Regions from separate parts of the Homo sapiens genome. Here region 2 is linked to region 1. Evidence: chromatin loops called from intact Hi-C (ENCODE). Cell type or tissue: PC-9. All regions are shown on one strand.

The links. Peaks named below come from ENCODE experiments on the same cell type or tissue, not always from the same donor. Only the 100,000 strongest peaks of a DNase experiment are listed, where the experiment ranks them.
Region 2: it touches region 1 in a loop (6-fold over the local background); 1 of 110 quality-filtered maps calls a loop at or near these places.

What each region holds. Positions count from the first base shown.
Region 1 is chr20:22,762,365-22,764,864 of GRCh38, forward strand. No RefSeq gene overlaps it. Among named protein-coding and RNA genes, the nearest start is that of LINC01747, 78 kb to the left of the region's middle. In PC-9, no CTCF peak of the experiment used is centred here; DNase peaks (open chromatin) are centred at 477 and 1,027; H3K4me3 peaks cover 678 bases; H3K27ac peaks cover 2,500 bases.
Region 2 is chr20:23,628,329-23,630,828 of GRCh38, forward strand. It overlaps a transcript of CST3 not described here. Among named protein-coding and RNA genes, the nearest start is that of CST3, 8.4 kb to the right of the region's middle. In PC-9, no CTCF peak of the experiment used is centred here; a DNase peak (open chromatin) is centred at 963; H3K27ac peaks cover 1,648 bases.

The DNA.
Region 1 (2,500 bases):
GAGAGACATAGAGACAGAGAGAGACACAGAGACAGAGACAGAGAGAGACATAGAGACAGAGGCAGAGAGAGACACAGAGACAGAGAGAGAGAGAGACGTAGAGGCAGAGAGAGACAGAGCACTGGGGCAAGATGAGCTCCCACCGCCACCCCAGGAAGGGGCAGTCTGTGTCAGCTTCATTTCCTGGGAAGTAGAAATGTTAACCAAGGGAAATGGATGTTTTCTGCAGGCAAAGAGAAGGTCCCAAAATCCTCAAATTAATCATGCCCAAAGTTTGCATTATATAAAAGCAACACCTAACATGTCAGTGGATGTACAAAGGCACCTGGAAGGCATAGACAGGCCCAGGCCTGTAGAGTGTGCCCCACAGGCTGAGAGAGGCCACATGGCCAGGGAAGGGTGGGGCAAGACAAGGCCTCATGAGGGCCTGGGCAGGTCTGCCTGGCTCACAGCTGTGTCCTGGGGTCACCCCCGGCTGGGCACTTATGACACACTCAGAATGTGGAGTGTGTATCAAGGGGACAGCGTTCCATGTGGAAAGGGTTTGATCCCACAGGGGCAGGGAGCAGAAATATCTTCAAGTTGGACCACCATACTTTAATGTTAACAGACATCAGTGCCAGAGAGTCCTGTTCTAATTCTCTGACTTTCCCTGTCCTCCCTAATCAGGGGAAGTGGAGAGATGGCAGACTCCAGATTCTGGGAGCCCTGCATTCCTCTGTGCTCAGGACCCAGCACTCAGGCTGGCACCACTGTCTATTTGTGTCTGTCTCTCTGTCTGTCTGTCTTTTGTTGTAGCGGTTCTTTCGTTTTAAGTGAACTGGTTTCCCCAATGTGAGCAAGAAGAAATCCTACATGAAAAACATAAACGTCTTAGCGTGGCCAGATGAGACCCCTACACATCCCAAGGAGAGGCCGGGTGTGTCAGCTCAACTCACCAGGAAGTGCCTGGAGTGATCTCTGTGCCTTTATTCAAATGCCAGAGAGTTCACCGGCAAAGCATAACTTTGAGAGAATTTCTGAATCATTCCCAACAAGTGAGAAAGTGCAATTTAATAGAAAAAATTCCACAAATGGAGAGAATGCTGCTGAGCCTGTAACCTCAGACAGTGTCATGCCCAGGCCCCCATCTCTGGCCCCACGCCCGTGTGCCCACAGCCTGCCTGCCATGGGAACCCCCCAAATACCTTTTTATCCTGTTACACCCTGGGTTGGGGAAGGGAGTGGTGGTGGACTCTCCTGGATAGACTCAGTACCAAACCCTCTTGACCCAATTCAAAGGGTGGGACGGGATCGGAAGCAGGAAAAGAGCCATGGGTCAGGCAGCCCCTGGATAGATAGGTAGGGAGGGCCTGAGTGCCTACTGCCCCGTGCTGGGCGGTTCCAGGAAATTCCAGGCTGGCCAACCTAACTGGCTGCTATTTTAAGAGCTGTGCTGAGGCAAACCTAGAGAGAAACTCAGCTCAGTAAAAGCAAGACAATTGTATCAGAGAAGGCAAATCAGGCCACTCGAACTGTCCCACACCTTCTGGGATGAAGCCAGGGGCACAGGACTAGGCTGTGACTGTGATGCCCCTTTGACAACTGACCAATAGTTCATGGTCCCCCTAGAGCCTGGGCCAAGCCCTCAGCTCCCTGAAGTACCCACTTAACAGAAGGAGGAGGCTGTATGTCCCTTGGGATGGACTGTAGACACCAGTGCCCCCTTTAGATGGTCAGCAGTGCCTCCCAACCCAACCCATCATATATATATATATATATATATATATTTTTTTTTTTTTTTTTTTTAGATGGAATCTCACTCTGTTACCCGGGCTGGAGTGCAATGACGCCATCTCAGCTCACTGCAACCTCCGCCTCCCAGGTTCAAGCGATTCTCCTGCCTCAAGCGATTCTCCTGCCTCACCATCCCAAGTACCTGGGACTACAGGCACACACTACCACTCCCAGCTAATTTTTGTATTTTTAGTTGAGACAGGGTTTCACCATGTTGGCCAGGATGGTCTCGATCTCCTGACCTCATGATCCGCCCACCTCAGCCTCTCAAAGTGTTGGGATTAAAAGCGTGAGCCACCGTGCCCAGCCCCAACCCATCATCTTAATACCATGACTCTGTAGAGCAGAAGTTCCCAAATGAGGTGGCCCCACTCGGGTTCACTTTCCTGACAAGTCCAGGATGATTGCTCTGATCTCAGGGCCATGGTCACCTGCTGTCCACTTGCAGACCTGGACGGCGTGAGGCCTGGGTCTTCATCTGGTGATCCGGTGTCACTCAGCATCACTCATGCCTCCTGGTGGCTCCTCCCTTAACCATCAGATGAGGTGTGGGGGTGAGCAATGTCCTGTGACCTTGCAGTCTCTGGGTGCCCAGCTTGCCTGTGTGCCTGTGAAAGGCTGCAGGAAGCAGGGGCTGGAGGCTCAGAGGTACACGTTCTGGGCTCAGTTCCCCTTTGATTCAGAGGTTTCAGGCCCTCCGCAGGACCAGGGATACCCAGATCCC
Region 2 (2,500 bases), 870 kb after region 1:
ACAGCCAATTTCTCCTTGAACACAAGTCCATTGCAGCATCTTCAGAGGCAGGGCCAGCCTCTATTTTTCAGTCATGGTGACATCTGTGGTCCTTGCATTTTTAAGAGTGGCCTGCTACTTGTAAGGTCCAGGGGGCAGGTCCTCCACTTTCTGCAAGCTGGTCCTTGAGGCATTACTTCTGAAACAGTCAAGAAATGTCATGGGACTGTGGGTCTGAGAACCGACTGATGAGTTATTTTTGTCTGTCAGTGAGGACAGACAAGAGCACAGGGCTGGAAACCCAACCCAACTGGCCTGGTGGTTGGTTCACATAACTAGGAAGTTCAGAGCAAGGGCGGGCATCAGGCTCTGCTTGGTGCAGGGACTCCATTATAACCCACCTGCTCCTTGCTCTCTGTTTCTCTCTCTCTTTTTCTGAGACACAGGGTCTCGCTCTTTTGCCCAGGCTGGAGTTCAGTAGTGAAATCATGGCTCATTGCAGCCTCAAACTGCTGAGCTCACGCAGTCCTCCCGCGTCAGCCTCCAGAATAGCTGGGAGTGCACCACCAGGCCTGGTTTCCTTGCTGTCTCTTCAGTTTTGTTGCTTCCCATAACTTGGCTTCATTCTCAAACAGGCTCCAAGTGGGCCCCAGACCTCAAGTCTTTTTTATCTTCACACTCAGCAGGGAAGGAAGAACCCACTTATCACACAGTCAAACAAAATCCCACCGTTAAGCCTATGTGGGTCCTGGGCAGCCACACATAGGTCACGTGTTGTCCTCATGCCAATCATGAGGCTTCAGGGGAGGGAGACCCGCTGCCCTGACCAGCTTAGCCAGGGTCAAGTGCTCCAAGCTGTGGTCCAAAGGGTAGAGTCAGCTTCCCTGGAAAAAGGCGGAGTGAGAGGGGAGGAGGGGTGAATCCTCACGGGGAAACTGCTATTGTTGTTGTAAGAAGGTGGGGCAGTCATGGCTTGTGAGTCAGACGCTGGCCGCTGGCCTCAGAGGTGTGTTTGGTAATGATGCCTCCATGCATACAGCATGAGCTGCCCAGTCAGAGAAGGCACAGAGCCTGTGGGGTAAACACTTCCCAGCATCATTCCCTGCCTGGTAGCCATTCAGGAAAGGCAGCATTTTCCTCAGTCTTTTCATCAGGGTCCTGGATTTGGGTAAAATAAATAGATAAATAAATAACTGTTGCTATTAGTGATCTCAAGTCCCTCACAAAGAAGGTGGTCCTGTTCACTAGGAAGGCCTTTGGTTTATAAGCACCTTGATGGGTGTGGGGAAGTCTACAAAGAGCTGAGTGGTTCTACCCCACAAAGGAGCCTTTGGACTTGCTGAGGGACTCAGTGGAGAGGATGCGTGGACAGATGGGGAATGCCACGGCGAAGAGCAGGCAGGGGAACAATCAGGCCAGTGACTGGTGGGGGGGGGAGGGGGTGGAATGTGAAGGTCAAGTGGCAACTACCTTTGGGAGGGAAGCCAAGGGCATTTCAAGGACAGAAATACCCAGTGCTGGGTTTGAGGAAGTGGGGGTTACTGTTCCACAGGGCAGGAGGTGATTTCCTGAAATCACCGACAAATTTCATTGCCCCAAACAAAGCTTTGGTGGAAGGAATTTCCGTTTGCTTTTGCTTTGTTGAGTTTCATTTACTGGAAATCAAGGGCTACACGTTTGCAGAGATACCTGGCACGGAAAGTGTGTCCACAGGCAGATGTGACCATGAGACTATCTTTACCTGCTGCAATTTGCAGATGTTTTAGGAGCAACTGGACTTTGACCAGGACTCTAATTGAGTTATAGTCCAGTGGTTCCTTGGGGAAGCAATGGGAGGAGTATTTAAACATCCAATGTCCACGTCCCATCCCAGAACACGATCAACTTTTCCGACTGGGATCATGGGATTGCCATGTGCAGCCAGGCTCCCCAGTGACGCCATGTACAGCCAAGCTTGAGACTAGAGTTCAGATGAGCCTGACCTGGTCTCAAGGGAGCCAGAGCCCCAGCTGATGTCACAGTGGCCTGAGCACATCTGACTCGACCCCATAAGCCTCAGGTGACAGGATTTGGAAGTGACCCACTTGGCATCCCAGCACCAAGGGTGAGAGCAGGTATGGGTAATTAAAGGAATGTCTGTTCCCTATTTTAGTCACCATTGTGTTCATGGCTTCTCAGTGTTGTGTCTTTGAGCAGTGAACTCAGACAGCACAGCAGAGCATAAGGAGAGGAAGGGGTGACTAGCTGCTGTCTTCCTGGGCCTCGTCTCTCCAGCTTCGCCCTGGAGTTATGGGACAGGGCTGGCGATTTGCTCTCTCTACATCTTTTAGGGAGGCTTGTGGCCTAGTCCAAGGTCACTCCCGTCAGCCAATCATAAGCCAGCTCTCCTCTGTCTCTCACAGCCACATGGGTGGCAACATCCCAAGCCTCTAAGTCCATAAATAATAAACCACCAAGGCAGAGTTAAAAAAAAAAAAAAAGGCAAACTCAATAGTCTTCTATTGAACTATTAACTAGTCTA